Regions from separate parts of the Mus musculus genome. Here region 1 is linked to region 2. The links are chromatin loops, found by intact Hi-C in ENCODE. Cell type or tissue: left cerebral cortex. All regions are shown on one strand. Each heading gives the region's core, and the rest is flanking DNA. Links, peaks and the distances in the headings are about the cores only. Region 1 has its middle 9.6 kb from the start of Pdia6. Region 2 has its middle 22 kb from the start of 2410004P03Rik.

Region 1 (16,530 bases), core at 5,089-13,088, 220 kb after region 2:
CAGTCTTTACAAATTCAAACACTTTTAAAGTTCAGTCTCTTTACAATAGAACATCTCTTTTAAAATCCAAAGTCTCTCAACTGTGGGCTCCTCTAAAATCAAAACAATTAAATACTTTCTTACTTCAAGAGGGGAAGAACGAGGGCCTGGTCACAATCAAAGCAAAACCAAACTCCAACAGTGTAAACAACCCAACACCCAGTGTCTGTGCCTTGTGCTCACTCACCATCCCCTGGGCTCCTCCAAGGGGCTTGGGTCACTTCGCCAGCTCTGCCCCCTGCAGCACACACAGCTTGTCTCCAAGGTTCTTGCTGACTCCACTCCATAGCTGCTACTGTTCTTGGTGCTCATCCCATGGTACTGGCATCTTCAAAATGCTGGTGTCTTCTGCTGCAACTGGGCTGCACAGTCACCAGCAGCCTCTCAGAGGCTCTCTTCATGGTGCCAAGCCTGAGTTTCTCTGCATGATCCCTGCAGTCCTGGACCTTCAACTGCCACTGAGGCTACACCTTCACCAATGGCCTTTCTTAGCCTCTCAGTGCCGAGCCTCAGCTGCTCTTCATGCCTTCAAAACCAGCACCACCTGGGTGACTCTTACGCTACCGAGAAGCTGCCAGCACGAGACACAACCTTGGCTACCTCCAGAACACAGCTTGTGTGTGCTGACCCCGGGGATGTGCTTCCCAGAAGATTTCACCTCCTCAACCTTGGTCTCTTCTTAATCAACGTAATCAGCTCCAGCTGGCAGGCATCAAGTATCCTAGCAAAGCAAAGGTTTCTCTTTAGTGGTTAATCACAGTTGATTCTTCAGCCCCAGCTAGCCAGAAACACGAACTCCTAATTCAAAATAACAAATGGACCCATAAGGGTTTTTAAACTTCTCTCTGAAACGTCACAAGCCAGGCCTCTAGCATCTGCATTGCTCTCGACATTCCTACTCTCCAAGCTCCTACAGAAACGGCTCGCCAAGCATTAAACACTCAATGGCTTTTCTTGCACGAAGTTCCAAAGTCCTTCCACCATCCTTCTGAAAACAACATGGTCAGGTCTGTTGCAATCCTGGTACCAAGTTGCCTTAGGGTTCTACTGCTACAATGAAACACCATGAGCAAAACACAAGCTGAGGAGGAAAGCTTCTATTTGACTTACACTTCTACACTGTGGTCCATCACTGAAGGGAGTCAGGGCAGGAATCCAACAGGGCAGGAATTAGAGGCAGGAGCTGATGACCATGGAAGGGTGCTGCTTACTGGCTTGTTCATAATGACTTGCTCGGTCTGCTTTTATAGAACCAAAGACCACCAGCCCAGGGATGGTACCATAGTGGGCTGGACCCTGCCCCCCAAATCACCAAGAAAATGCCTTACAGGTTTGCCCAAAACCCAATCTTATGGAGTCATTTTCTTAACTGAGGTCCTGGCCTCTTAGATGACTTTGGCTTGAATCAAGTTGATGTTAAACAGGGCTTTTTTTTTTTTAAGGGGGAAGGGGAGAAGAGGAAAAAAGGCACTTCCCTCCAGATCTTACAGCCTGAGTTCAATGCCCAGCCTGCACATGGTGGAAAGAGAAAATGTAAATTCCACTGTCTTGCACTATAAGCAGCAACCTTAGACAGTAAATCCCCTCATGACACTCCCCTTTACCTCCCCAGGGACTCTACATGAGGAGGTCTCGGCGGGGGGGGGGGCACAGTTTATATAGCTGTCAGAGCAATTAATACCTGTTAATTATTTTTTAGCACCTTCTTACTTCAAACGTAGCCTGGTGAGAGCAATAAATTTTATTTCTACTCTCTCGTGTCCCTACAGATAAAATCCACCCACCTTACTATGGACGGACCATGTCCCGCCCACCATCAGACTCACCCTATTCTGGCCCAAGCCAGCTGGGCTAACCCCAGGCACACTAACCTAGGGGCTTGCCTGCACACAGTCTATTTTTGACCCTTCAGCCTTTCCTCACTCTATACCTTCTTCTTGGAATGCCTGGCATGCCTACCCAGCCCCAGCTCAGGGAACAGCCTGCCACAAGCCATTCAGAACACAGATATTAACTTGACACCTATACCTGCCCTGCTCAGAAGCCCCACCACCAACACCACACACACAGCCCTAACACAACCAGCACACCTCTTACAGAGGTGTCACACACCCATTTTCTCCCCTCCTGTTCAAGTCCTTGCTTGAAATGGAAGGAAATGGTGTATTGAATTGGACCAGCCTGGAATTCAGGGCACTTGGCTTTCCATCCTGCATCTGCCACTTACTCTCCGTGCAAACTCAAGCCAGTTCCTTAATCTCCCTGAGCCATCCTTTCTGCTTGTCTTAGTTGTTTTCCTACCACCACGATAGAACACCCTGGCGTAAGCAACTTCAGGAAGGGAGTCTTATTTTGACTCATAGTTTGAGGGTAGCAGGAATTCATGGCAGCCAGAGCGAGAGGCAGCTGGTCACGTGACATCTACAGCTGGGCAATAAAGAGGGAGGTATACCGGTGCTCCGTGCTTGGCTTGCTTTCTCTCCTTCAGCCCAGGACCTTTATGGTGGGTTCTCTCTAATGGAGAAAATCCCTCTCAGGTGCACCCAGAGACTCCACCCTTCATGTTTCTAGGTCCTGTCAGGTTGACAATCAATCCAGACCGTCACACTGCAACTCTCTAATTTTATATTACTAATGCATAGCTGTTGTCATTCTTTTGTTCTAGGAATGTGTGTGCACCCGGGAGGAGTTGGTTTGTTTTGCTCAGCAATAACAAACCTGACTTTCCAGGGTGCTGGCAGTTCTCCTTCTTAGGGACTCCCATCCTGACAGGTCACTGCGTGTCCACATCTCCCCTTTCTACAGGCATCTTCATCCGACTCGGGTGTGTTTTCTTCTCTCCCATCCGCTTTTCTTCTTTTTCTTTTCACTGTGTTATCTCACATGCTTTGGGGTGAGGCAGGGCTGACATAGGCAAGCAAATACTACCAAACAGCAGTGACACCTCCGAGATGATGGCGCAGAGAAAGACTGAGCGTCAGAGGAACTTCTGGAACCTTTTCCCTTGTAATGGGTGTGTGTGTGTGTGTGTGTGTGTGTGTGTGTGTGTGTGTGTGTGTGTGTGTGTGTTGAGAGATTTTTTTTCAATTTTTGGTGTCTTGTTTTATTTTAGTTTTGAAATGTCTCACTGTGTTACCCAGGCTTAGCTAAAGCAATCCTCCTGTCTCAGACCCTCACATCCTATGCAGCTATGCCTGGCTGCTTAGTGATTATCCAACTTCCTCAGCTTCCTCACATTGAAACACAGATACCAGCCATGCCAGCACCATACAGCTATTGTGATTGAATAGCTCAGGAAGGCCAGCCCCTAGCAGGTGCAATACCTCGCAGCAAACATAGTGATGCCTGGGGAACTGGAAGGTTCTTAAAGGTCTCCAAGATGAGACTGGTCCCACTGAACTCAGGGTCCAGGCAGCAGAAGGAATGTCCCCCAAAGGGTACAGCTGCAACCTTGTCTCCTGGAGCAATCGGATCTCACACAGGCTCTCTCCACAGAGGGCTGGATCCCTCCAGAAGGCTCAACTCTCCTCCTGCCCAGAGGATGGGAAGTCTGACCCAAGGCTCTTGGCCAGATCCTTCCGTACTTAGGACAAGTCCATCTAACCTTTCGGGCCTTTTCCTAGCTGCTGACAAGGAGCCAAATGGACCATGTCCTTCAGGACAGGATACTGGGGGTGCCTCCGACTACCTACTGAGGAGACACCCTTCCATTATAAGTGAACACCCTTATTAGTAATCATGAGAAGTGAACCGGACTCACCTAGAGATGAGCCGTGGCTCCCATCCCTGTGAGTCTGAGCCTGAGCCTGAGCCTGAGCCCTCAGAGCTTGTGGCAGGCTCTGCTCTCTCTAGCACTGTGCCTGGGGGTGGGCTTGGAAGGCAGGCTTTGGGGATCCCCTCACCTCCTCAGCCACTGACGCCCCTGAGCCTGAGGCGGAGAGGTCAGTGTCCCCAGTGGCTAGGCCCCACATGGGCAGCAGAGAGGGCCATGCCACAACAGAGGATAAAGTGAAGGCCACAGGAAGTTCTCAAGATAGAGTACCAGGCTTGGTCCTCTATGACAGTGACATCAGGGGGCAGCAGAAAGGACATAGTGTCCAAAGCAAAGAGCAGCACCTAAGGAACAGCATGACTTTGAACACACCATTCAACACCTCTCTTCACTCACCCGTGCTGCATGGATAACAGTGATCCTACTGGGTGGGGGGGGGGGGGGGGCGGGGGGAGAGCACAGCTCAGGAGACACACAGTGGGACTAAACTGTGAAGTTCATCTTACCATGTTTAAGTGTGCGCAGCCATGAGAATGGCACATCCCCGCCTCTCTTGTCACCTCTTCCAGTTGTCAGTTTATTAACTCTTCAGATCTACCTTTCTTCACCTGCTGTAGGATGCTGGAGTTGGGCCCATGGAACCTTCTTCCCCTTTGCCAGCTGGTGCAATGCTAGATTTTGTCAGTAGAGGGCAGTGAAGAAACCACTGGGTCTTGGAGGAGGGATGGGCTGCTCTTCCCGGTGCCTGCGGTGCCATTTCTCCCCAGCACAGCTGCTAGCGGGATGATGTTGGAGCGCTAGCAAATCTGGCAAGTCACTCCATCCTCGTGGCAACCCTACCAATGGGGACCGCTACCGTCTCCACAGGACGGACCACAAGGTCTAGACACAGAAAATTTATAAAAGCAGACAGGGACTTCCTGATCTTGAGTGACAGAATTCAGGGCAACTCCTGGTCTTGATTGCAGGCTCTAGAGTTCACCTGACCTGCAGAAAGCCCACATGCGCTTTCTGGAAGCCCTATTACCTGAGGGAACTCACCATCCAAGCCTCGTATCTGGGAGGCTACCTGAGGTGGACCCATGTGGCCCAGCAGAATAGACACAAGCGCATTAGAATTGGCAATGCTCCTTGCTGTTCCCCCACGCGGTGAGTTCACATTATAATGAAACGGTGTAAATTTAAATTTAATTCCCTTATCTCTTCTAGAGTCTGCTGTGCAGGAGGAAAATTTTTTTTTTAAGACAACCTTATGCTGTGGGAGCATTGTACATCATCCAGTGAGCCAGAATTTGCAGAACCCGGGGTCCTGGGTTCATGGCCAGCATTTGGGAACTGAGGAAGACTTGACTTCTCAGAGCCCCAGTCTGAAGGAATGAGAGATGAAGTGATGGGGTCAGTGTCTACCAGTGATCTGTTACAGAATTGGGGGGGGGCACAGTGGAGGACCCAGCCCCAGAGAAGGAGGGGGAAAGCCTCTTAGAGGAGGAGGGCACACAATTCAGAAAGCTCCAGAATGTTCTGTCCACAGAGAATTTTTCTCTCTGAAGCCCAGTGCTGAGGGCAGCAGTGACCCTGGCCCACATAGAGCACTGCCTTTGACCTAGCAGGGGAGACTTTACATTTTAAATCACAGATCACAAGTGGAGCCCAAAAGGCACCGGGAGGAGCTGGTTGCCTGGCTTTGAAAGCCTGCCGCCCGAGGCTGCCAGACAGGGAACTTTTCTCCCAGATCTGTGATGTGCTTACTGTATAAGCTGCTGGGATTTTGTGACATTAGAAAATTCCTAATGCCCAGCTTAATCCGCCTTCAGAAGTTTGCAGAGGTGGGGGAGGGGGAGGAGTCTATTTTAGGATTCAGTTTCCCTTGGCAGCATCAAAGGGTAATGAAATAGAAGCTCTCATGAAAACTTGAGAGAGCAGGTGTTTCTACAAGTATAGAGACCCAGGTGTGACAACCAGGTCCTGACAGCCCGAGTCCCACTTTCAGACGCCTGGTGGTATCGATCCTTGGAGATATAACTTCACCGTTCCAGCCTTGATTCCCACATCTTTTATTTCATGTGTCTCCTGGACTATGTTGTGTAACAGGCATTCGCCTAGGGACACACGTGAGCCCGAGTGTTCATCTTACCTTCCTGAGCACTGATCCATCCATTCATGTGAGAAGGGTGTGTCTACACTCATGGGTGAAGGTGCACCAGCAGTCTTGAAATTTCTAAGAGACTGAAACAAAGCCAAGATGGTGGTAACCTTGATCTCTCTACCTGGCAGAATTAGAAGAGCAAGCAGCCTGGGTTCCTGCAGTGAGCAGCTAACACACACACATAGACACACACACACACACACACACACACACACACACACACAGAGAGAGAGAGAGAGAGAGAGAGAGAGAGACAGAGACAGAGACAGAGAGAGACAGAGACACAGAGAGACACACAGAGAGAGCAGCTAAAGATGAGCCTGGCTTCATTCTAGGAGGAGGTAGCTGTGGTAAACAGGGCATGAGACTGTAGGAGGAGAACGTTGCTTCTGAGTCCTGGGTTTGGTCCAGGTTGATGTCTGTCCCTCTATGAAGCTGGACTGATCACGGGCTGGGTGTGTAGGGCTGTAGCCTCAGCTGTCCTGAACATACAGCCAGGGTCTGCATCTGACCTTGCCCCAAGAGAGATGTTTAGGAGTGCTGTGCCCCAGGAGAGTGAGGACTCGTGGCTTCTTTTCATGCCCCCAAACTACCCATGCCCTCACTCTCCTGCCGTATCCCTCCCCCTCCCACAATCTTATAAGGAAAAGCGACCCAGAGAGCTGGAAGCCCCCAGGATTCTGACTCCCATGTCACTGGGTTTCTATAGCTAAAGGGGGGGGGGGGTCAGATCAACCATGGATTAGAGTCTACCTTACATTTCCTGGGTCCCAAAGATGGCCGTGGACATCCCAGTTTCCCCTCATAGCTCCTTCCATCCCTAACCTTTCCAGCCACCCTCTCTTCTCAACAGAATGCCTCATCTCCCCCCACCCACCCACCCACCTAGCTTCCAGACCCTGCTACACCCAAGAAGATGCCGACAATGGGCATCAGCCAAGCCAGGACGCTGAGGTTGGGACCACACTGTGTAGCATAGGTGGTTTGAAATCTCTACCACAGAATCTATTTTTAATGACATAAACATTTTATTTTGAAGCCTGGCACACAAAGAAAAATGTGCACAAATCATGGGCAGACAATTCAGTTTCCACAGCTCAGACTGCGTAACAGAGCGAGCGGAAGTGCCTCCTGGTGGTCTGTCCCTATCATTACCCCCTCTGGGGTGCCTGCTTCAACTTCCCAGTCCATTTCTGCTGGTTGTTTTGAGCTCATGATTTGATAATATTTCGCTGTCTGTCTATCTGCTACTTGCTAGTTGTTCTTTTACCCTGGACTTGCGATATACTTAGTAAACTCACTCATTCAAAACAGGAAGTATGGCTATTGTCGATCATTCTCTGGATTAAACAGAACACCCCCACATCCAAGAAGGTGCCCATGTGGGAAGGAAGCCCTCTCTGAAGGAAAAGAGGCTGTGTAGGGAAGGTCAAAGGCATTCCGTTGTTGAAAGCTCTGAGTGGCTCCATGGCCAGAAGAGACAGTTTTCTGTCCACCCCTGCAGTTACCCAGTCAAAGGGACACAGGGGAGCAGCCTCCTTCCAGCCTATTTGGTACAGGTGTGTGCATGTGGCCAGGTTTGTAGGCATGGCCTCTCAGGTAGTGGCTGCAGCAGGAGTGGCTTGGGCCTTGTAAGAACACAGAGGCCAGCAGCTTCTCCCTAAGAGTCACCCTAGCTAATTTCTCCCGCTTAGTGAGCCGAAATGACTCTTAACAAAACCATTGTGCTTCCACAGGCTGGATGTGGGATTCGAGATTTTAGGAAAAGCTCCCTGAAATCAATCTAGAAAAATCATTTGGAGAGGCTGATAAGATGGTTCAATCAGGACAGCGCTTGCTCTGCAAACCTGAGGCCCTGAGTTGCATCCCCAGAACCCACACCAAAATGCTAGTCATGATGTTGCATGCTTTCAAGCCCAGCGGGTCAGGTGGCTCACAAGGGCCTGCTTGCCTGCCAGCCTTGATGAAATGGTGCACTCCAGGTAGACAGGAGGCAGAGGACACTGGAGATTAATTCCCCAGACTCCAAATCCACACACATCAATACACATGTGCCTGCATTAAGAAGAAGGGGGTGGGACAGTGAGATAGCTCAGGGGGTAAGGGTGCTTGCTGTCGAGACCTGAGTTCTATCCCCCAAACCACACGGTAGGAGAGAATCAACCCCCAAAATCCAAAAGTTGTGCTTCAGCCTCCACGCACGCTCTCTGGCCCACATGTACACACACACACACACACACACACACACACACACACACACACACACACACACACACATACACGCAAGCAAGCAAGCAAGCAAACAAACAAACAAACAAAGAAACTATTTTTTAAAGGAAAGAAAAGGAAAGTCAACTACTGCGCTTCCTGACGATGCTCCCAGGGCTCTGCAAATGGTATGGCGTGAAACTTTCCAGCATAGGGCAGTTGGCGCCACCTAGTGGTCTTTATGATTATACCACTAGTGCGATACCTCCCCCTGACCCGTTCCTCCCCTCCTCCTTTAAGAAGGGGGAGCGCCCCACCCCACCCCCACCAGGTATCACCTCCCCACCCCCGGCCTTCCATTCCCCCAACCCCCTTCTCCCACCTCCGGCTCATCAGGCCACTGCAGAACTAGGCAAAACCTCTCCCACTGAGGTCAAACAAGCAGTCCTTTTAGAGAAACGGGCTCCACAGAGGATTCAGGGAGAAGCTACACTTCTGGAGACCAAACTGCTACATATGTGCATGGGGTCTAGGTCCAGCCCGTGCTCGCTCTTTGGTTGGTGATTCAGGAGCAGGGACACTTCCTAGAAGGGGCGACAGGTTAACACCTGGGCTTAGATTTAAAAGATTAGTGAAAGCCAGCCAAGAGCAATGAGCAGCTAGGTTGTTTTGTATGTGTCTGCATATATGTATATGCATGTAGGAGTGTGTGTCTGTGTTGTGTGTGTCTGTGTTTTTCTGTGTGTCTATGTGTGTATGTATGTATATGTGCGTGTACATGTGTATGTGTGTATGTATGTGCATGTGTGTATGTGTGTGTGTGTGTGTCTGAGAGAGAGAGAGAGAGAGAGAGAGAGAGAGAGAGAGTGAGTGTGTGTGCCTGTGGAGGCCTGAAGATAACTTTCAGGAGTTCTTTCTCTCCACCCTTCCTGAAAGCCCCAGAAACTGAACTCAGGTACACAGCCTTTCAGAGAATACTTTTATCCTTTGAGAAGTCCTGTGGGTCCCTGTTGTTTTGTTTGTTATTTTGGTTTTTGAGACAGGGCCTACCTACATAGTCCTGGCTGTTCAGGAACTGAATATATAGACCAGGCTGGCCTCTGCCTCTACCTTCCAAGCTAGGATTAAGGGTGTACATCAGTATGCCTGGCTCAGTTTCTGTGTTTTGTTTTGTTTTGACAGGGTCACATGTAGCCAGGCTAGCCTCCAACTTACGAGGTACCCAAGAATGACCTTGGATTCCTGCTCCTCCTGCCTCCACCTCCTGAGTGCTAGGATTACAGGCATGTGTCACTCTGCCTCGTTTTGTGCAGTGCTGGTGGTCCAACCCAGGCCTGCCTGCCTGCTAGGCAAGCACTCTGGCAACTGAAGGGGGATTTGTACGCACAGGGAGGAGAAAGATCTGCTAATGTCTCAGCTCGGTAGATGGGGAAGAAAATGATTCGTAATGTACTGTGTCTCTGACAACAGTAGATTCTGGTGGAGTAGGATCTTTTGTTTGCAAAGCCCAAAGCTAACATCCTTGTTGTTGTGGCTTTTGGCAAAGATCCAGGCCATGGCAGAGAAAGCAGGTGTATGTATGTGCGCTCAGAGAACTGGGTGCTGGCTGCTTGGCCAAGGGGCACTGTGAGGCATGGTAGAAGAACCACTGTCTTTGCTGCCCTCAGAAGAGTGTGTGTTGATTATTTTACTTGGTGCTGTGACAAGAGCAACCGGATAAAGGATGGTTTATTTTGGCTCACAGTTTGAGGGCACAGTCCATGGGACTCAGGCATAACGGTATGACAGCAGGCGTGTGCAGCAACTGGCTGCGCTGCAGCTGCAGTCAGGAGTCGAGAGAGTGGGTGCAGGCGCTCAGCTTGATTTCTGGACTTTATCCTATCCCAAGCCTAGGGGATGGTGCTGCCCATATTAAGGGTTAGATCATCCCCACTCATGTAACCCAATCTAGAAACTCCCTCACAGACATGCCCAGACATGTGTCCATGGTGACTTAAGATCTGACAATTAACAATATTAGCCAGCACACACACACACACACACACACACACACACACACACAGAGAGAGAGAGAGAGAGAGAGAGAGAGAGAGAGAGATTTTTAAAAGAAAAATAACACATAACTACAAACTAAAAACAAAACAAAACAAATAAACAAAAAATACCAAGTCAAACCTGATAGCTTATACTTGTAATCCCAGACTTAGATAGCATGAGGCAGGGGAATCACCAATTTAATTTGAGGATAGCCTAGGCATCCTAGCAAGACCCTATCTCAAAATACTGAACGGAAGAAAGAAAAGGAGGGAGGAGAAAATGGTGTGAGTGAGGGAAACCAGTGCAAAACTTCCATTATAAACAAAATTTTTATTTAAAGGCAGATTTTTTTTTTTTTTTCATAAAGAACAAGGCCAAGAGGCTGGGGAAATGGCTCACAGGGTGAGAGCGTTTGCTGTGAAAGCATGAGAACCTGAGGTCTGACGTCAGCACTCTTGTGAGAAGCTGAACACAGCTGGGTGCACTTGTAACCCCAGTGATGGGGAAGAGACATGGTCAGAGCCAGGAGGACCACTGGTACTGGTACGCTCTGGACAGCCAGCATAGATGGAAATACTGTGAGCACCAGGGTTAGTGAGAGATTCTCTCAAGGAGACAATATGGAGAGCAAAAGAGGAAGACACTTGACAGCCTGCTTCCCTGTGGGTGTCGTACACAGGAGCAAATGCACACACACCCGGGGTGGGCCCCCGTGGATTCACGTGTTTGAGTGCTTGGCCATAGGGAGTGACACTATTAGGAGGTGTGGCCTTATTGGAGAAGGTGTGGCCTTGTTGGAAGAAGTGTGTCTCTGTATAGGTGGGGTTTGAGGTCTCCTGTGTTCAGGCTCTGCCCAGTGCAGAAGAAAGTCTCCTTCTTGCTGCCTGAGGATCAAGATGTAGGCCGGGCATGGTGGCACAGCCTTTAATCCCAGCACTCGGGAGGCAGAGGTAGGCAGATTTCTGAGTTCGAGGCCAGCCTGGTCTACAAAGTAAGTTCCAGGACAGCCAGGGCTACACAGAGAAACCCTGTTTCAAAAAACAACAACAACAAAAAGAGGATCAAGATGTAGAACTCTTGGCTCTTCCAGCATCAGGTCTACCTGAATGCTGCCATGCTTCCCACCATGGTGATAATGGACTGAACCTTTTGAACTGTGAGCCAGCCCCAGTTAAATGTTATCATTTATAAGAGTTGCCTTGGTCATGGTCCATTGCCTTCACAGCAATGGAAACCCTAACAGAGACACATCCACACAACTCTTAAAAAGATTATTACATTTTTTGCCCCTTTTGGCTCAGACTCTGCTATTGATCCAGAGGGCACTGCAACGAGGCTTGGTCCACAGACCATTCCAAGCTTATTAACAGCCTCACAGATAAGATGCAATTATTACAATAGTTATTTGCAGCTATGGAAACTGAGGCCTAGAAAGTCTACAGTCCGTAGGGACACTGCCAACAAGGAACAGAGTCATCACTGGAAGCAGGCAGTCTAACAGCAGGACCTAGCTGAGCTCTTTTCCTGTCAGGTCCCTGGATGAGTTCACTCACCCCCAGAGAGGAAGGCTGTCTTGCCTGTCTCCTGCCTCCATAGAAGCCACTCTGCTTCATCAGCTTCAGAGTCTGCTTGCCAGGAAGAGCGAGAAGATCAAGGCCAATGAGCCCTGTGCTTTCTATAGGGCCAGAGGGAATGGAGGCCCTGGACACAGGAAAAGAGTAGAGTCTTGAGGTGGTGGCCTGTCCCATGTCTCACCCATTTCAAGGGCTTTCCATGGTGTAAGTGTTCTTTGTTGTGAAGAGCCACCATGACAATAGTGACTCTTCTAAAGGAAACCATTTAACTGTGGCTGGCTTGCACACACAGAGGTTTAGTCCATTATCATCATGGCAGGAAGCAAGGGCAACACACAGGCAGACATGATGCTGGAGAACTAGCTGAGAGTTCTACATCCCGATCTGCAGAAAGCAGGAAAAGAGAATGGCACCGAGCTTGGCTTGGGCTTTTGAAACATCAAAGTGCACTCCAAGTGACACACTTCCTCCAACAAGGCCATACCTCCTAGTCCCTTCAAATAAGGCTACTCCCTGGTGACCAGGTATTCAAATACGTAAGACTATAGTGGCCATTCTTATTCAAACCACCACAGTTGTTGGCAAATTCAGCAGCTCAAAAGTTCATACTCTTTGTGTCTCTGCTGATGGGCACTTGGCTTCCCTAACCCATCAGCAGGCTGGCAGAGCTCAGTGGCAAAAGGCCCAGACACACAGTCCTCCTGCCCATCCATGGGCCATTAGCAAAGAGATATATCATGCATGACCGACTGTTTGCATTCCAGCTTAAGAGACCCAGCTCTGCCAATACCTCCCAAACACACACAGTGTAGGAAAACATGTACAAATCCTCAGCCTGGGGCCATCGATGAGTGACTGTCTTTGTTAGGGTTTCCATTGCTGTGAAAAGACACCATGACCAAAGCAACTTTTACAAAGGAAATTTCATTGGGGCTGCCTTGCTGGTTCAGAGGTTCAGTCTACTATCATCAAGGCAGAAACATGGCAGTGTCCAGGCCGATATGGGGCTGGAGGACCCAAAAATTCTGCATCTTGATCCAAAGACAGATAGGAGAAGACTGTCTCCCATGTGAGTAGGAGGAGACTCTCAAAGCCCACCTACACAGTGACACACTTCCTCAAAAAAGGCCACACCTACTCCAACAAAGCCATGCCTCCTAATAGAGCCACTCCCTGGGCCAAGCATATTCAAACCACCACAGTGACTATCACAGCAAAGGGCTTACATTAAATTATGACAGAAGTGGCTGGATCATAGAAGGAGACACATTGGCTATTCTGTAACAGGTATGGATCTAGATGCTATTGGAAACATGAAAAAAATCAAAAGTTTCTACTAGCCAGGCGTGGTGGCACATGCCTTTAATCCCAGCACTCGGGAGGCAGAGGCAGGTGGATTTCTGAGTTCGAGGCCAGCCTGGTCTACAGAGTGAGTTCCAGGACAGCCAGGGCTATACAGAGAAACCCTGTCTCAAAAAACAAACAAACAAACAAACATAAAACAAAACAAAAGTTTCTACTAACACTTGGCTGTAATCTAGAATGATTAGGTTCTTCTTAAACAAAGCTTTTGCATAGAAAAGCTTAAATATAAAAGAGGCTTTGGCTACAGATACAAAAAAAAAAAAAAATCCCCTGGGAAGAGAGTCTCAGTGAGGTATTGTCTGGATCAAAGTGGTCTGAGGACATGTCTGGGGGAATTATCTTGATTATGTTCTTTAAGGTAGGAAAACATGCCCACTTTGGGTGGCACCATTCTCTATATAGGAAATCTTAAACTGTATATAAATAAAGTTGAGTGCAGGTATAAATGTATTAACTCCCTGACATTATTGAACAGTACAAGACGTACCACATGAGGAAAGAGTGAAATTCTTACAGAAATCTTTAACAGAATTTACAAAGGATTAAGTCTCTTACTCCAACTGACCCAGACAATAAACAGTACTACAAACATCATTATTTATCAACCGATATCCATAAATGAATGTTCACAATAGAAAATGGCTTTTGAATGTTTCATGCTATTTATTCAGTTCCGGAGTTCAAACCCAGGACCTCCTAGCAAGTTACGAAAGCACTCCATCATCTGAGCTACATCTCCATTTGTCTTATTGGCAAAGTCCATGAAGCCAACTACATGGTGCAGAGCACAGTTGTGGTACACAGTAGGCACTCAGGAAATCTGTGCCTAGTGAAAGAATCAATTCTAGTGGGAAGGAATGACCACATCTCTTAGACTTAAAAAAAAAAAAAAGAATGGGGGTGGGGGAGAATGTATCTGGCATCCCAGAGCCTCAGAGCTCAGATGCAACAATAGTCGGGATGGACTGGGGTTTGCTGCAGTAAGTACAGAGCCAAACTTTGGTGGCTTATTTCAATGAGAGGCTGTTTCTTTCCCATTTACTGTGTCTGTCATAATCCAGCTTCCACTCAGCTCCACCGGGCATCGTGGAACCTGAGGATGGAGTAGTCCATATCAGAACACTGCAGATCTCATGGCAGCGAGGAAGGACAGCAGCCCATGCCCACACTGGCTCTCAATCTGTGTAGAGGCCACACACCTGACTTTTACTCACAATAGTGCAATTAAGCAGGACACAGATTATAAATTGCCAGCAGCAGTATCAAGTGTGGCCATTCCTACGAAAAACATTGCAACAATGACTCTAACATAAATCACAGAATTATCACAGGAGCAGGCAATTGTATTCCTAGTTATAGTCCCTAAGAACTGAAGATATTTGACCATCAGTGACTATAGGAATATTAACACTGAAAGGGAAAAAGTCCCCAACTGTCTATCAACAGAGAAATGGGTAAATAAAACATGATGCATCACTGCACTGGAAATCTAATCAACCTTAGAAAGAAATGAGATTCTAACACATGCTACCATATGGAGAGACTTTGAAAACATGTATGGCAACATTCATATGACATGTTGAATATAGAGAATAGGCTAGACTCTGAAAGGACAGAATTGATCCAGCCTGTATGAAGCATTTACATTAGGCAAATTTCTAAACATGGAAAGTATGATGACCAGGGATGAGGGGGAAAGATGAAGTTCTTGTAGGCAGAATTTTGTTTGGAACAATGAAAACTCTGGATGTGGATACTGAGTGGGGGCTGGAGGTGTGACCCCAAGGCAGAGGGCTTGCTAGCATGTGTAAGGGTCTGATCCTCAGCGCTGTGAAAAAATCCAAAGCAGGGAATTGTATATACATTTTATCACAGTGAGGAAGCAAACAAAAAAGAGGTTAATCTTGGGTTCTATGGTACCAGGGTCTTCACTGAAGCAGAACCCAAGGAACACAGCACTATCACTATAATGTGCCTTTGTCTCCTTGGCCTCTGTGTGGGCTGTGTGCTCCCTGGCAGGGGCTGTGCCTCCATCAGGACCTGGCATAGTTAGGCTGTGCCTTAGGGTTTTGTTTGTTTGTTTGTTGTTGTTTTTCCTATTCTGATAAAACACTGACCAAAAGCAACTTGTAAGGAAAAGGTTCATTTGGGTTACTAGTTACAGCCCATCCTCAAGCGACACAAAGGCAGGAAGCCGAAAACAGGAACTGAAGCAGAGAGCACAAAGGAACTCTGCCTCCTGGCTTGCTTCCTTGCTCCTGTTGTCACCTTTCTTATACAACCTAGGACCGCCTGCCCAGGGAAGGCTGATCCCTCCTCCATGTATTAGCAGTTAAAAAGGAAAAAGAGGTGCTTGCACAGACATACCCACTGGCCACACTGATAGAAGCAAATTTTTAATTGAGATCCCCTCTTCCCAGGTAACTCTAGCTGACGTTGAGCTGACAAAAGCTGACCAGCATAGACTGTTAATATCCTCTTTGCTTTTAATGAAAGGGAATGGTTCCTGCTTATCCTGGTACACATTTGCAAGCCAGTCTCCGTGTACAGTAGGCTTCATGGAAAGGTCCACGTTTGCCTTACTCTGCGACAGATTAGATGGGGACCTCATGAGTCATGAAATGGACCAGAACTATTACCACTATCAGGACTGGTTTTGAGTTAGGACTATGGTGTTGTTCACATAGCAGGCCTAAAGAGGTAGAGTCAGCTGGTAGCTTCAGAATGCACGCCCCTTTTTGACACGTTGTGGCAGCTTGATGGTTCATGTGAGGAGGAGGAGGCTGGGTTAAGGAATAAGAAATGAGGGGATCCCCTGCAGGTGATCAGAATTAAATTCCTACGTCTGGATGAAAACAGGATTTCATTCCCAGTCCTTATCCGTCAAGGGAAAGGATCTCACTGGAATTCCATTTTCTACAGCTGCATATTTCAGGGGGAAACACAGAAAGCTGAGGAAAGCCTCAGAAAAACAAGTAGCATTTCACCTCAGGGCCTTCCAGGAGAACACACCGCCCAACTATGTCTCTCTGCAGACCTCACACACCTCTGCTCTGACTCCACACATAGCTCTGTGATCACTGGCACCTTCCTGCAAAGGTGGAGCTAACCAAGGTTCCAGAGGGACTTCCTGTCCCAAAATAAGCAGTGTGCCTGCTGTGGACAGGAAAGCTTGCCAATGGCTTACAAGAGTCAGCCTTGTGGTTCTGGTGCTCCTTGGAGCCTCATTTGCCTGCCAGTCTCTCCAAAGGCACTCCTAGGGCTCCACCTTCCAACAGGGCACCACTTCTCCTGGAGCCCTTTGCCCAAGAGAGCTCTGGCCAGGGTCAGCGTTGTTTTGTCATTCAGTAAAAAGAAGCTATTATTGTTGTTAAAATTTTTATTAGCAT
Region 2 (16,530 bases), core at 3,703-11,702:
ACTTAACTCTCTCGTTCTCTCAGCCACCCAAAGAATCAGACATTGTTCCATGGCCTATAGGGGAAGGGAGAGAAGTCTCCAAATAGCCCTGAATTTAATTATAATTAATTTGATATTCATATACGTGAGCATCAAATTTTTAAAACAGGTTTACTTTTGATTCCTTGTTTATGACGTGTCTCTGTGTGCATGCACACATGTGAATGCGGTTTCTGGTGCAGTCCAGAAGACAGCGTTTGATTCTCTAGACCTCAAGTTACAGATGGTTGTGGGCCACCTGATGCAGATGCTGGGACCTTGGGCATAGCCACTGAGCATCCCTCCAGCCTCCGGCATCCACTAAGCATCCCTCCAGTCTCTGGCATCTGTCTTTTCAAAGCATCTGGTACATTTGTTTGATGCTGCATGCAAAGGACCTGTCCCATGTGGTATAATTTTGTCATCTGTAAAATAAAGCAAAGGGCTGGACTAGATGACACCCTAGGGGCCTTATACTTCTGAGTTATTACAATCCCTGCTACAGAAACAGTCAACACCCAAGGCTACCTATGAAGGGCCAAGGTCAGCAGGTCCTTCTTGCCCCATGTGAGGTCTCCTTAGAGGTAGTCAGTCAGGGATGACTCCTGATCGTCCCTACTGGAGTCTCAGAGTTGAGGCTCACACCCACCTTTCCAAGTTTAGCCTAGATGTGATTTTATGATGCTGAACGCTGAGGACAGGAACTGTTGGACTGACTAAAGCAGCAGCAGCAGCTGCTATATAAAATCAGGATGGCCGCCCCAACTGTGGGGCATGGAGATCCGTGTCCTCACAGATCAGAACTAGGGGAGCCTGGAAGGTTAGCACACAGGGTTGTTCCTTCAAAGGAAGAAATTTGACTCCTGTTATCTGCCCAGAAGGCTGAAAGTGGATGTGCATTCTTGCCTGGTAACCTTTGCGATATGTGTGGTCAGAAACCATGCCGGACCCTCCCCTTACTCTAATCATGAGCTTGTTTCTCTCAGTCAGTCTATAGAAGCCATCTTTATGGAAGGTGTTGCCTGTACTTTAAAAGGATTTTACTGTAGTCATGTTCTATCTTTATTTAGCTTACTTTGTTCCTTGAAGAGATTTATGTATGCTTTGTTGTGCACACAGGATTGAGATAATCATTACTAGAATTAGTTTCACCAAATTGTGCTGTTCTTAAATGTCTAAAATAAACGACGTGGGGTCAGACTCCCAAAGTTTGAGCAGACACCAGCTATTTAGTCATGTTGAACCAAGCTGCCTTCTTCTGGAGGTTCATCACTTTGCTGGCTGTGGATGTTGCAGAGACTCCCTTCTCCCCTCCCCCTCCCCCTCCCCCCTCTCACACCACACCGCCCAACATGCCCATCCAGTCCGGTGTCTCCTTTCTGTGCTCATTTGCTTTCCAGGGAGCTCAGATGCCAGTCACAAACACACAGCAAAATGCTGGCAGTGCAGAGACCGATTGAAACACAGAAATATTTCTTTTAATATTTTGGTTGGGAATGCAGACAGCGTGAGAGGCTCTGGTGCCGAATTCCAACTGTGAGTGATGTGCCTGAGAATCTGTAGCTGCTGTTGGGCAGCAAAGTGCCTTTACTTTTCTTAGGATGGCTGTTTGGCGAGGGGCTTGTGTAGGGAAGCCATGCAAGACCTGAGAACGTCTCTTTAAGGCATTGTGGTTCTTCGGGAAGCTTCCTGGGGTTCTTGCAGTGCCTTGCTTGCTGTGCAGGAATAATAGGTGGCCCAAGGTCTGTCTGCAAACATGAGCGTGCTTTGGGCATACATCTCCTTGGTCTCTGCTCATAGTGATGCGAGTCCTCTCCGTGCCAATCTGAGGACAGCAAGCAGTGTCCCACACTCCCCGAAGGGTGTGGTTCCCCTGCTGCACTGAAGTACTGGTACCCTCTCTTGTGGTCCTTTTTTTTTTTTTTTTCTGCATCTCCATCTGCTGGGTTTGAAAGTTTCCCCCAAATCTCATGTCCCAACACCACCCTCAGTATGAAAGTGCCAGCTGGCAGGAGCTTCAAGAGGTGGTTAGGTCACCATGGTCCGGTCCTCATGAGTTTATTGGTGGTGTTATTCTGAGAGTGGGCTTGTTGTAGAGTGAGTTTGCCTCTGTCCTGTTCCCTTGTGTGCTCTCACCTCCCATCACATTATAGACGTGACAAGAAGCTGCCCCCTCACCCTGACCTTCATGACCTCCATAACTGGCAGCCAAGTAAACTTCTATTGCTTAAAAGTTTCCCAGAAACATTCCCAGAATTCACTGCTCTGTATGCCTTGTGCTCCAGTCACACAGAACTGCTTGTCCTTGCCCATCACCAGGAACAACTGCTGTATGCTCTTCTGAACGCTGATGCCTTCCTTCACTGACTCTGAAATGTTTTCCTGCCCACCATCTTGGTTTGACACCATGACCAAGGCAACTCTTATAAAAGGACATTTATTTGGGGCTGGCTTACAGGTTCAAAGGTTCAGTCCAGTTTCATCAAGACAGGAGGAATGACAGCGACCAGATGGACATGGTGCTGGAGAAGGAGCTGAGAGTTCCACCTCTTGTTCTGAAGGCAAACAGAAGAAAGACTGGCTTCCAGGCAGCTAGGATGAAGGTCTTAAAGCCCATGCTCACCGTGACACACTTCCTCCAACAAGACCACACCTCCTCATAGTGCTGCTCCCTGGGTCAAGCATATTCAAACCACCACAAGGCTGTTCTCTCGTTCTGGGGTTGGAACTCAGGTTGCTAGGTTTGCATGACAGGCAAGCAGTTTACCCGTAGAACTGTCTCACCTGTTCATTCTTCCTTTTCTTTAGAATTTTGTCACAGCAAAGAGAAAAGAAATTAATACAGTGCCACTGGATGCAGGCTTTATCAGGAAGGGAGACAGTTATAAGTTAGATTATACTCCTGTGGTCAAGTCTTTTAGTATATCTTTTATGTTTATGAACACTTACCTGCATGTACATATGTGCAATGCCCACAGAGGCCAGAAGGGGGCATAGGGTCCCTGGAATTGAGGTTATGGATGGTTACCTGCCTTGTGGCTGCTGGGAATTATACCAGGGTCCTCTGGGAGAACAGTCAGTGCTCTTAACCACTGGGCCATCTCTCCAGCCCCGTGAGTTCAAGTCTTAACACATGCTACCTGTGAAAGAAGCAGCAGTGGGATGCAACACTGAGATCTCGTTTTTGCAAGGGTGGCAATTGCTTTCAGAGCCTCAGCTTCTCGGGGGCTTGCAGAGACAGCATGGAACAGTTATGTAGCTCCACACCATCTGACAAGATGCATTGAGACACGCCCACTTACTTGTGGGTCCTTCAGATACAATTAGGTGACACAGAGGAATCAGATTTTTTAGGTCAGAAGGGATTTGAGGTGTTTGCTGAAAGACCACACACTGGTGCCTGCTGGACCCCCATGTCCCAAGTCAGGTACAGGATGACAAAGACACAGCAAGGTGGCCTCTGCCCCAGGGCTGGGAAAGTCCTAGCTGGCTGTGGAAGCCATGGGACTTGGTTGTGGTTGTTCATCTCTGTTCTCTCTCTTAAACTTATCTTTATACCTTTTAATTATATATAGGTGTGTGTGCCTTCATGTGTGAGTGTGCATGTGAGTGTAGGTGCCCTTGGAGGCCAGAAGAGGGCATCAAGTCCCTTGGGGTTGGAGTTGCTGATCACTGTGAGCTGCTTGCTATGCATGCTGGGAACTGACTTCAGATCCTCTAGGAGAGCAGCAACCATGCTTAGCAATGGAGCCACCATTTCTGCTCCATGCCCATCACCTTCGTAAGCAGAGGCACAGGGAGCCTCTGATGGATGTCTGACCTAAGTTCATGCTGTTTACCAGAGTAGCTTGCCTTAGCAACTAATGGCTGCCTGTGCAGTGGCCTGGTCCTCGCCCCTATTTGTGACGTAACCATCCAGTGCTCAAGTTCTTTGGCTCAACGCAGAAAGAAATTGTGAGAAAGCAAGGAGTAGCTCTCCCAGTGCTGGTGGGTCTAGGCTAATGGATGGACTGACAAATTTGGAGGCTTGTAGTTCTTTGTGTGTATTTTAATATACAATATGTATGTGTCTATGTTATATATATATAACATGTACGTTGTTTATTTTATATGTACGATTGTTTTGCCTGCGTGTACATCATGTGTGTGCCTAGTGCCTGTGGAGGTTGGAAGAGGGTAGTGGATCCCCTGCAATTGCAGCTACAAATGGTTGTGAGCCACCATTTGGGTTCTAGAAACTGAACCCAGTTCACTGCAAAGTAGAAAGTGCTCTTAACTGCTAAGCCATCTATCTCTCCAGCCCTGGTTTGTAGTCCTGAGTCCTGAGAACTAGATCCTTTGGCTCCAGGCTCCAGGGCCAGGGGCTCACGGCTCTAGGTGCTCAGCCACACATAGGCTTATTGCCCAGCAGCTAGGGTAATCCCCAGCTTTTGGCAGTAGTTGGTGGTAGCCGCAGACAGCACCAGCTAGTAGCCACAGACAGCACCAGCTAGTATCCTGGTTGCCGAGTCTGGAGTGTTGAGACTCTGCCCTTAGAGTGATTAGCATCATAGATCTTAGGCCTCAGGCAGGGCTTGGTAGCTCTTTGGAACTCTAGTGGTGACTGAGGCTTCAGTTTCTCCTTGTCAGCTCTTCACAGCCTTCTCTGCACCTCCGCTGTCCTTGTCCTTTCCAATGCCTTCACCTGCTGGCAATTCTGCGCCTCTGGCCACTCTGGGGGAAATCCACTGAGCTCCCGCCCTGCCGCTGCCACTACCCCTGCACCAGAGCCATCTTCTCCAGCACCATCACATCTTTGTATTCCTAGCCCAACCCACACTACCTACCATAAAAATCCGAAGCAGGCTAAGCAAAAGGCCAATTAGGGGAGGCCTTTTATTGGCCTAGAATTGCAGCAGCAGAGGTGACACAGGATGGTGACTCCCTGATGACTTAAAAACAAAACAAAACAAAAACAAAAACAACCCCCAAAAAACCGAGCTAGTATGTCCTAGGTGTTTGCACCAGTCACTACAGTCCCGAAGGTCTATGTTACACCACTGCCGGCTTTCTTCCTTGATGAGAACTGGCTGCTTGAGTTCACCAAGGTTTGTGATGTCAAAAGCTCCGTGTGTCCCTGTCGTGGCAGGAGTAGTGCCTCTCAGAGCTGGAGCCGGAGCTGTGCTTTGGCAGTGGCAGCTGTGGTTGCAGTACAGTTTCCTCAAGGTATCTGTGGAGTGTTCGAAGCAACTGGGCTCCCACGAAGACAGTCGAGCCAGTTGCCAGAGAGAAGCTGCTTAGCTGGCAGACCTCTGTTCAAGTCAGTACCAGGAGCATCAAGGGAGCACCAGGCACGTGGGGGGTTCATAGCAGGGAATCAAATCACCTGATTCCCAATGTCCTAGCTGATTTGAAGGCAAAGTAAACATTAAAACATTAGAAGGGATGCTCTCAACAGGGGCTGACATCACTGTTCTCAACACTACTTAACAGTTCTCCGTTCTTCACCAGACATCCTCGTAGACACTTAGGCTACCCTTTACTCTTTTGTAAGATCTTCCACGCAGCTCTGAATTTCCCAGCTGCTCGGTGTGCTGCCCTAATCTGTGGGCTTCCATAACCACCTTACATTCAACATTCTCCAGAGTACATGCAATCTGGGTTCACCCATGTGGTCAGGGGTGTCCTCACATACCCGGAGAGATGAAGGGCTGCGTATTATTATCATCAATAATACGCAAAGAGGTCAGCCTCTACCTGTCGGAACCATGGCTTCCCAGTGCCCGCCACACTTGCTCAGCATAGGCATGGAGGGCTGGGGAGGAGGCAGACTGCTTGCCCTCTCTTTCAGGGAGCAGAGCAAATGTCCCTGTAGCTTAGTCTATGTATTAGTTTCTTTTTTTGTTGTGTCGACAAAATATCTAACAAAACCAACTCAAAGGAGGAGGGAAGAAAGGAAGAAGGAAGGAAGGAAAGAGAAAGGAGAGGGAAAGGAGTTAAGAAGGAGGGTGAGAGGAAGGAAGGAAGAAGGAGGGAGAAAGAGGGAGAGAAGAAGAAGGAAGGAAAAAGGAAGGGGGAAGGAGGAAAAAAGGAAGAAGGAAGGAAAGGAGGAACTAAGCCCCCCCCCCCCCAATTTTACCATTGACGTTACAGTCCATCATGGTGGGAAGTCATGACACTAAGGGTGTGGAATGGCTGGTCACATTGCATCCAGAGTAAGGAAGGAGACAGATGAATATTCATGTTTACCAGGACTCCATCCCATGGGATGGTGCTCCCCACATTTAGGCTGGATCCTCCCACGTTGATGAGCCAGTGTAGACAGTCCTTCACAGATGTGCCCAGGGCTTGTCTGCTGTGTCACTCTGGATCCATTAGGTTGACAATCACACCGTGGTTCTTCTGTCTGATCCTTGTCTCTTCAGCGTCCTGCTCACCGACATGTCCTACCCTTGGTCCCTAGAGCTATTTTCTCTGTAAAGGACCTCAGAGAGCATGTTCTTTGCATTCCTTTCTTCCTTCTGCAGACTCTGTGAAGTCAGAGGTGGGTTTTAATATAGGGGGAGGGGATAACTGAGCTATGGTGCCAGTTGCTTGGATTCCTTATCCCAGTTGAATGTCTGCACAACATACTCTGTCTGTCTGTGGATCTGTGTCTGTCTGCCTGCCTGCCTGCCTGCCTGCCTGCCTGCCTGTCTCTCTCCTTCATACACACACACACACACACACACACACACACACACACACACCAGGGTCTATCTGTGTAACCCTAGCTATTCTGGGACTACCTATGGAGACAATTCATAGACACCCACTTATCTCTGCCTCTGAGTGTTGGAGTTAGAGAAGCACACTGCCAGGCTTACCTTGGATGACATAGTCTCTTGGTGGTGTTGTGTAAGGTACAGATTCCCTGTTCTCCTGCATACCTGGAGATTGGCAGGGGGAAGAACCCTGGTCTCCAAGTCCTTGATGGTCCTAGGTGCTAGAGGCTGAGAGGTTAGGTCTCCTCCTTTCTGCCTCAGGCGTCTGGAGTTTGTGGTAGAAGTTGTAACCTTTGTCATGTGTGGTTTGGAGAACCCTGCCGTCCATTTTGGCCAGTGTCCTGGCTGCTGTAGATGTCCTGATCTATGGGTGGCACTTGCATTGGTCCCTAGCTCGACAGACCTCATGGGTAGTGCTATTGGAAAAGGTGCCCATGTTAAGCTTTCCACTGCTCCTTGTTCCTGGCTCCACCTAGGGACACCTCCATGTCCTGTGGAGCACATCGGGTTCTAAGGACCAGTCACTGACCCAGTGTGTTTCCCAAGCACCATGGTCCTAATGGTGATGGAGAGCCAGGCTATGGAGATGGGGTGGGAAGGGCAGACGCCCTTTTCCAAGAGTCTCAAATAAGAATCAGGACAGGTTCTTGCCTCAGCTTTCAACTTTCTAAACTTCGTGGACCACAAAGGATGTGGTTGCCATTGCTCCCTGCATGTACTGCCTGCCTCTCTACCCTTCTTCCCATACCACCCATGTGACCGGAAGGCTCATGACCTTTCTTCTGCTATCGAGGGTACCCCTCCTAATCTTTCACTCTTTAAGGCTGTGTTTCCTCTGGCCCATTCTGCATCCCCAGGAGTCCCTTGAGGACATAGCCTGTTATCTGTTCATCTACCACTGGTGCCAGGGAGTTCACCCCAGAAGCACAGGCCTGAAAATGAAAGTCATCCTCTGGTCACTGGGTCACCAAGAGGCTGACTCTTTCTCTAGCGTCAAAGGGAAACACGCTTTGACTCTCTCCTAGAAAATTCTAGACACACCAACACGGCACCTACGGGAGCCTTGGGAAGCATATTGAGAAACGCTATTCTGGATATTTTTGTGATACTCCAAATAACTTCAGTTTTCTCTCTCATCTTAAAGTCTCTTCTAACAACAAAAAAAACTCTTGCGTTGAGGACTTCCTTCCCAGCAGGTGGCGCTATTGAGCAGTGATTGAATCCTGAGCACCAGCAATCTATTCCTGAGTTCATACATAGGCTACAGATCCTCTCTGTGCCTTGTGTGTGTGTGTGTGTGTGTGTGTGTGTGTGTGTGTGTATAATATATATATATATTGGGGCTCTGCACAAATGAAGCTATCGCCATTACCGACCAAGCATTAGTTGAGGGACGATAAGTGTCCACCGAGAAGAAATGAAGCCCATTTGTGAAGTCAGTAGCAAGCGGGCCTCTTTGTACTTTGAAGCAGCAGAAAAGGCCAAACAGACCCATTGTTGCTATTTGTGGCTTTAAGAAGACCCTATATCTGATTGGCTGAGTGAAGAACAGAGAGGGTGTGGTAGAAACCGGAAGCACACTGTCTGTGGGGCCCTCAGCAGAACCATGTGGACTGCATCTCTACATAACCACACAGCAGCCGCAGAGCAGACAGTGAGCATGATCACACGGCACTTGGCAGAAAGGCAGACAGACTGGCTCGCCTCAGACGCTCCAGCTGGACCTCAGACGGAAGGTGCAGAGATTCAAATCCTTGGTCTCTCCACCGGGGATGTGAGCACCCTGGGTCCTCTTACATTGTAAGCGATGGGCTGTTAGGAATGACAGCCCCGAAGTCAACCAAGGTGGTTTTCATTCTCTCATTTGTCTGCCCTGAACACTTCACTCATTGGCAAGTATGTACGGTCCAGCTGGGAGGACTGATAACCAGCTCACAAAAGAGGTACCTTGAGTCCCCTGGCCGCAGTGAAACGGCTCCTCTAGGGTCAACACCTGGCTAGGGGCTGGCTGCTCCCTTTCTGTGCTTTTGTGCAAGAACCTTCCCTGTAGGGTGTGGACTGGCCCGGTACATTCTGCGTGTCTCCCATGGTCCTGGCTATGCACATTAACTGTAACACGATGACATAATTATAGAAACAGAGGACACCCTTCATTTCCTCAGTCACCTGCAGACCCAGAATATGCTGGAGAAAACTTGGATGCACCAACTCCTCATTACAAGCTGAGGCTAGCAATGAACAAAATAAATATGCATTGGAGACTGAATGCTATAATTAGCGTTTCCATGTGGCTAAAGAAAACGAGAGACATTTTAATTCCGGGCCTCTGGTTGCATGTTAAGTTGCTGCGAAGGGAATGGTCCTTGGGGGTTAACCTGTGAGGGACAGGCATTGTCTTAAGATCCTTGGTGTAGGTGGGATTCAAATGGAGCGGCTATGCCATTAGATAGCCCAGGGCTGAGCTTACTTCCTAGAGCCCAGTGAATACTCCCAATTGTAAGAGAGGCTGGCGTCGTCCCCTGGCACCCATGGTCCGGGTGAATCTATTCATTTAATAAATAATTAGCATTCGCATATCTGTTGTTCCTGGTGATGTCAGAAAGTACCTTTTCGTACTGTCTTCCAAATTCACATCTAGACGTGTGATGCTTTGACCTGCTACCTCCTTTAACTCAGTGCTGGGGACAATCTCAAAGCATTGTCCTGCTCTGCCCTTGGGGTAGCTAGCCAGCCTGAGGATTTTGTGCTTTCTTGATAACATAACTGGAGAAACTGGCATGTCTGAAAGAGAACAGGCCACATGGTCCTGAGCTCTTCTGCCCAAGGGGTGATAGGACTCTGTGTATCTCTTCTGGGGGATACATGGGGATTTGAGGTGACAGATAGGCAATCTGGGGGAATCCCCAGCATGGAGCCCAGGAGAGTCAAAGAGGAGATACCCGGCTCTTCTGCCTTCCGTGTTCCCAGGCACCAGCTTGTTGTAACACCGCGTTCTCAGGCCTCAGTGACTACAAGAGTTGTAAAACAGGCTGTAGCCTCACTGAAGGCACAGTGGCCACAATTAGCAACTGGAGAGGTGCAGTGTTGATCTCACAGGCATGAGGTGACTTATCCCAACTCACCTAAGAAGATTGTTCACACTAAGAGCTTTTTAAAACCCCAGTTTAGAGAGAGCTGAAGAATTCTCTCTGCCATTCAAGACCATCTTTAACAGAAAGCACACCGGAAGGGTGGTCCTGAAACACCCGTGTGACAGGCAGAGATCTGGAGTACCCTGAGACTTCAACTACCAGCCCTGTGCTCTGTGGATGGACAGCACCCCCTGCAGGACAGAACCTCCAGATAGAGATGTGTTAGACATGCTTATGTCCTGAAAGCCTTTTATTTTGTGAGACCTGGGTGGGGCTGGGTATTCATCCTGGAATTTCCAGAAGTTTTTCTCCTTAACTCCCAGAGAAATTTTATTTTGAAACAGAGTCTCACATAGCCCAGGCTGGCCTTGAACTCTCCATGTAGATGAAGATGAACTTGAACTTACCTTCCTGCCTCTACCTCTACAGTCAAGGAAGACACACCCCCCCCCCTCCACACACACACCCCTTGTGGCTGTGGCTGTATCACAAATAGTGCTAGGACTTGCCAAAGCCACAGCAGCACCTGGAGGTGACCTGATGATGGATGCCATGCTAGGCTCAACGTGACAGACTGGGAAAGTCTAAAGTCCTGAATCCTGGAGCCAGGAACTGTTTCCAGCCTCACATCCTGATGTCCTGGTGACACAGGGACAAACTGTCCTCACCCCCCCCCACCCCCCACCCCCCACCCCCCACCCCCCGGGCTCCACTCATGCATCCTGTTCTCCTGCTGAGAGGGGTGCCACTCTGGGCTGCTGCTGCTCAGGCCTAGGGTCGTGCGTGCTTTGTGCAGACACTCTGGGGGACTCTTTCTCCCTCTGTGCCCTCTAGGGAGGCTTTTGGAACCACATCTTAGAGTACAAAGCTGGGAAGCTTGGCCACAGACTCTGGCATGGTCAATTGGTCCTCAGTGGGACGCCTGTGGATTGGCTTCATCCCTGACTTGACATCTAATCCAACCCACCCATGCATTCCGGAGGTGGCTGGCACTCCTTACTTGGGGGCCAGGTTGGCTATGACAAGGGTATAATATACCTGTCCTTGCTATCTCGATTTGTGACTGGCAAGGGGTATTTAAGCATCAGTCCTGAGGGGAAGGGTTACTTCTTGACAATGACCCATGTACTTTGGGGCCTATGTTTGCCTGCTTGGGATTCCTGAGTACCTCAGCCTGTGGGAAGCCTCTTTATTGGACCCCAGGGCGATGAATATTGAGTGGATGGATTCGGAAACACGGTGTCTGGTGCTCAGCAGGCAATTAACAACTGCTAATTGATTCAGATGGCTAACCCAGGAAGCAGCGAGTGGACTAAAAACTCCATGAAAACGAATTGACTCCATCAGGATTAATAATAATAATAACAATAATAATAACAATAATAATAAATAATATCACAGGGATGACTGGTTTCAGCATGGCCTTTCACTATCGGGCTCCTTTTAGGGGTGGTCTCTTCTAAGCACATCCCAAGCAGGATGCAGTCAACTGTGGCTTCCTTAGGGCTTGGTCAGGAAACCTCTCGTTATACAGTGTGTGACATTCCACATGCCTGACGGTTCCCCTGGGCGCTGCTGGGTGGAAGCTGTAAGCTCTATCCTCGGTCTCCGACTCCTGTGACATACTGTCACCTGCTGAATTGCTCCAGTTCGTCCTGTGACATACTGTCACCTGCTGAATTGCTCCAGTTCGCTGCATCTCTCTGCGTTTCATCCTTTCTCCCAGACTCAGTTTAGAGATGGTGTGGTCCTCGTTCGCCTGCGGCTTGAAGCACACGGTAATCACATTCTTCTTCCTCTGGGCTCCACTCCACTGTGGGAGATTCCAGGTCTAGCCACACAGGCTTCAAGGGAAAAAAGAGCCATAATATGTGAGCCACAGACCTGCCCATAAGAACTGTGGTTGGCGGGAGATTTATAAAGCCAGTGACCGGCACTGCTGTTTAACTTCAGAGCGGAAGGAACACTGTGCTGTTTAGCAGTCACTCCTCATTGTGTCGCTGAGGGTGACCCTGAACTTCAGATCCTCCTGCTTCCCCTTCTCAAGCCTTGGTATTACCCGCACGTGCTACCATACCTTTCTCAGACATACCTTTTTAATTTTGGAGGGTGAATTCTTAGACCCTGTGATGACGTCATGTCAGTGCTTTGAGAACGGCCGATCAAGCTCTGCTTCCCTGGTCTGAAGCTCTAAACTCGCCTGCATTCTACACTAGCAGGTTTCCCATGGCAACGATCCCACGTCTTGGCACCAATGTCCCGTGTTAGCTACCTTTCTCATGGCTGTGGTGTGTTTCTGGCAGAGACAGCTTGGGAAGGACTCCCAGTGTTTTGCAGCTGGAAAGGACACAGCCCCTCGTGGCAGGGAAGGGGCAGCACCAGGAGCCCACTTCCTCACATCTTGGCTGAGCAAATAGTGGTGAGAAATGGATACAGGTGGTGGTCCTCAAGCTTTCTATTAAAAATAATTCATTTACTTTTATGGCTATGAGTATTTTGCTTGCAAGTTTGTGTGCTACATGTGTGCCAGGTAACCCAGGAAGCCAGGAAAGAATATAGGATTCTCTGGGACTACAGAATAGACAGTTCTGAGCTGCCATGTGGTTGCTGAGAACTGAACTTAGGTCCTTTTAACCAGTGCTCTTAACCACTGAGCCCCATCCACCCTTTTAACCTTCTATCCAATCCGGCCCTCAGCCTGTAGGATGGTGCTACTCACGTTTAGCGCAGGTCACCCTTCTATCGTTAAGCCTCTCTAGAAGCACTCTAGCAGCCACAGCCAGAGGTGTATCTCCAGGTGTGTGTACCTGTATGCTCACACTAATGTAGACATATGTGGGTATTGTGCAAGCATGCATGCACACATGTGCATGTGCACACACACACACACACACACACACACACACACACACACACCACAAGACTGGCAAAAAGCAGACTTTCTACTGAACTTGATGGAATTTACAGAATTCTTCATTTTGTTTTAGTTTGACCAGACGGTAACGTATTTTTCTTTGGGGAGAGGTAGGAAGGGAGTCATGGTTAAATCTTGCTTTCTGGTGATTTCTGGTGTAAGGATGGGAACCTGTCTCCTGGGCTTAGTTGTCAGGTACGGTGTTGCGATATTTTCCTAAGCGAGAGGATCTGGCATAGGGTTGGTGATGGCACTCAAAAGCCTGTTATCACAAAATAATTCTATCTCGCTTCCCTAAAGTCAGCATCTCACTCTCTCCAGCTGTGCCCAGCTGTGCTGGAGATGCTGCGGCCACTGGGCAGCAGCCCCCCTCCCCCATCCCCGTGCAGCTCTAGAGAGAGTGTTTGAAAATTGGATTCATTTTTGTGCTAATGGTTGAAATGATGCCCTGGGAATGTTGAACATATTATAGTGATTGCTTATTCTCCCACAGATGTGGAAGTCCATTACTGAAAAAAAAACATACATGTTTTTAATTCCCTTCATTGCCTGTCTGAGGGCTTCTTCCTTGTCTGGACAGTTTGTTTAAAGAGAAATTGTGTTGGGGCGATAATGAGAGACAGGATGGACAAGGCTAGGGAATTCTAACAATCCAAAGAAGAGCTGGAGAGGTAACACAAGAGAAATAAAACAAACCTGGTGCCAGCATTAGTCTGACGGCTGTGTCTACAGATCCCATTTCAGGGGTACATCATGCAAGGGGAGGTACCATTTTTTAAGGTATGGAGCCTGACATAGTGACTCAAACTTGTAATTCCAGCCCTGGGTAGCTAAAGGCCAGGAGGATCACATGAATTCTAGGCTAGCCTGGATTACACAAGTTGGCTATATGCTAGCCTGAGGTACAAGTGTGAGAACCTCTCACAAAGTCAAGGCAATGTCAGTGAGATGGTTCAACAGGTAAAGACCCTTGTGCAAGACTGGTAACCTGAATGGAACCCCCAGGATCCACAAAGATGTGGGAGGAGAGAACTCACTCCGTAGAGTTGTCCTGTGACCTCTGACCCTGTGATGTGGTATACACACACCTGCACACACATATAACTAACTAACTAACTAACTAACTAACTAACTAACTAAATAAATAAATAAATAAATAAATAAATAAATGTAACTCAGAAAGCCTATAACTTCTTTAGAACAAAAGGAAAAAATAGAGATCTTTCAACACAACACTTCCCATCCTTTGAATACTTTATGTAAGCTGCATAGAGCAAGCAATAGCCTTAATTCACACTTAATATTCTATCCCCTCTTTGTAGTTGCTGAGAACTTTCTTCTGTACAAAGTTCTGGGTTCTGGGTAGGCTAGCTGCAGTCAAGGTTAAGATATTTTCGACTTCATTAAGAGAGATGAAGAGTATCTTCAGAAAAGGAGTTTAAATTTGCATTTAGACAATATCCTCAGGCTAGACATGACTCAGCAGAGCTGGGACTCCTTGGGGGAAATGCTTTGAGCTTAAACAAGCTCCAACTTCCATCTGAGAGTTTGAGTTTAGCAAAGATGACCCAAGAGTCCAAAGACATTATTCATTGTAAGTGTGGACACAAGCCAACAAGATACAGCAGTCTCTTGCCACACTTGTGACATCTTAACTGACAGCCACCGAAAATCTAGATTCACAGACCCATCAGCTCTTCTGAAAATGCACCTCTTGCTTCTTAACATAGAGCTGTTCTGTTATTTTTGGTGGACATCTCTATTGGCTTCAGCCTGGAGACACACACACGCACACACACACACATGCACACACACACACACACACACACACACACACACACACACACACACAGAGAGAGAGAGAAGAGAGAGAGAGAGAGAGAGAGAGAGAGAGAGGAGAGAGAGAGAGACAGGCAGACAGAGACAGAGACAGAGAGACAGACAGAGACAGAGACAGAAAGGAGAGAAGAAGGTATGCTTAGATGACCAAGCTATAAAGCCCAGGACAGTTTTACTTCCTAAAGTTTCTATAACCTCTCCAAACAGTGCCACCAACTGTGGATCAATTGTTCAAACATATAAGCCTGTGAGAAGCATCTATCACTCAAACCACAACATACAAGTATGTTTTCAGTCATAAAAACTGGCTTTCCATTGCATCTCTTGGGGTTGGTATGTTTGGGTTCTTGTTAGCAGTAACTACAAGGGTCTTAGGTCTACCAAGTGGGAGTCAGACTCTGGCACCTGGCTCTGAGATTGGTGGTACCAAGATGCCTGTTCTGTGTTCTGCTCATATTAGGACATCACTCTCTTCATGTGGCTCTGTCTTAGGCTGCATTACGGTCTAATGCTCTATGATGCACAACATATAACAATTCTTTTTTCTTCTAGGAGTAAGTGTCTGAATGTTAAGTCTTCAAAAGTTTCCTGTTAAAAAGCCCCTGGCTGGTCCCAACTTCGGAGACATCTGAGTTTCTCTGTTTCTCCTCCATTAGCCAGCCCAGAGAGTTCTTTTCCCTTCAAGGGCATGCAATCTTGAACAATGTAGGTAGAGTTAGTTGGTAGCAGGAAGAAGCCCTGTTTGAAGGCGACTTCTAATTGAGGGATAAACAAAGTGATGACTCAGAGAAAGATTTGATGGAATGAGTCAGAGACAGGATACACCCAATTCCCATGAGAACAGACAGGAAAGAGAGCAGGCAGGGGGTGGTGGTGGGGGGGGAGGAGGCAGTTTTTTACCAGGACAGTTTTACAGACAGGTTGCAGAGAGAACAAGCTAGACACAGGGAAAGCAGACTGAGCAGAGAATAAGGATCCAGGAGGTTAGGACAGATTGCCAAAGTTAGTTTGAGGCCAAGCAGAACAATTCCTCGAGAAGCTGAGAAGTCAGATAGAATTCGTCAGCTTGGAGACCTGCACTTTTTCCACCATAAAATGTAATGTCCACGCATCCTGGGAACTATGATTGATGTCGAGTGATTCAGGGTAGTCTGTTGTTTTAGATGCTCTTCTGCATGTCTGTAAAACTTAGATTTGTCCATGAAGATGTAGGCAGGGTCAGAAAAAGTGCAGGGAAGGTCATGGAGGCTTTGTGTTTTGAGAAGGTGTGAAGGTCAGCTTTCTTTGTATTTATTTAATATTTATTCTTATTTATGCATACATGCATATGTGTGTACCTGCAGAGGCCAGAAGAGGTTGTTTGAACCCCTGGAACTAAAGATACTGAACTCCTTACAGGGGTGCTGCGATCAAACTTAAGTCTTGCGGAAGAGCTATTCATGCCTTTAACCACTGAGCCATCTCTCCAGCCCCTGATGTTCATTTTTGTCAGTTTGACACAACCTAGAATCATTGGGAAGAGAGTCTTAGCGAGGAATTATCACATTGGATTGGCCTGTAGGTATGTCTGTAGGGGAATGACTTAATTAAGCTAATTGATGTAGAAAGACTCGGCCTACAGGGGTTGCTGAACTGTGTCAGAGTGGATGAATTGTCTGTGTGCATGCAAGCAAGTTAGCAGGTACCTGTGGGGTTCTCTCTCTGCTCTTGACTGTGTGTGGATGTAATGTGACCAGCTGCTTCAAGCTCCTGTTGGGTTGACTTCACTGCAGTGATGGACTTTTAAATACCAGCAACAGGAGTGAAATCTGGAGAGAAGGGCTTTTTATCACATTGCCTAGGCTGATTTCAGATTCCCAGGTGTGACTGAGCCTCCTGCCTTGTC

The links. Hi-C counts contacts between places; a loop is a spot of excess contacts. Peaks named below come from ENCODE experiments on the same cell type or tissue, not always from the same donor. Only the 100,000 strongest peaks of a DNase experiment are listed, where the experiment ranks them.
Region 1: it touches region 2 in a loop (6-fold over the local background); 32 of 42 quality-filtered maps call a loop at or near these places.

Annotation. Positions count from the first base shown.
Region 1 is chr12:17,248,719-17,265,248 of GRCm38, forward strand. No RefSeq gene overlaps it. Among named protein-coding and RNA genes, the nearest start is that of Pdia6, 9.6 kb to the right of the region's middle. In left cerebral cortex, for the core only: CTCF peaks have their summits at 7,100 (motif pointing left), 8,388 (motif pointing left) and 8,592; DNase peaks (open chromatin) are centred at 5,952, 7,112, 7,593 and 8,381.
Region 2 is chr12:17,025,298-17,041,827 of GRCm38, forward strand. No RefSeq gene overlaps it. Among named protein-coding and RNA genes, the nearest start is that of 2410004P03Rik, 22 kb to the left of the region's middle. In left cerebral cortex, for the core only: CTCF peaks have their summits at 7,947 (motif pointing right) and 10,083 (motif pointing left); DNase peaks (open chromatin) are centred at 6,831, 7,974, 8,360, 8,930 and 1 more place; H3K27ac peaks cover 1,061 bases.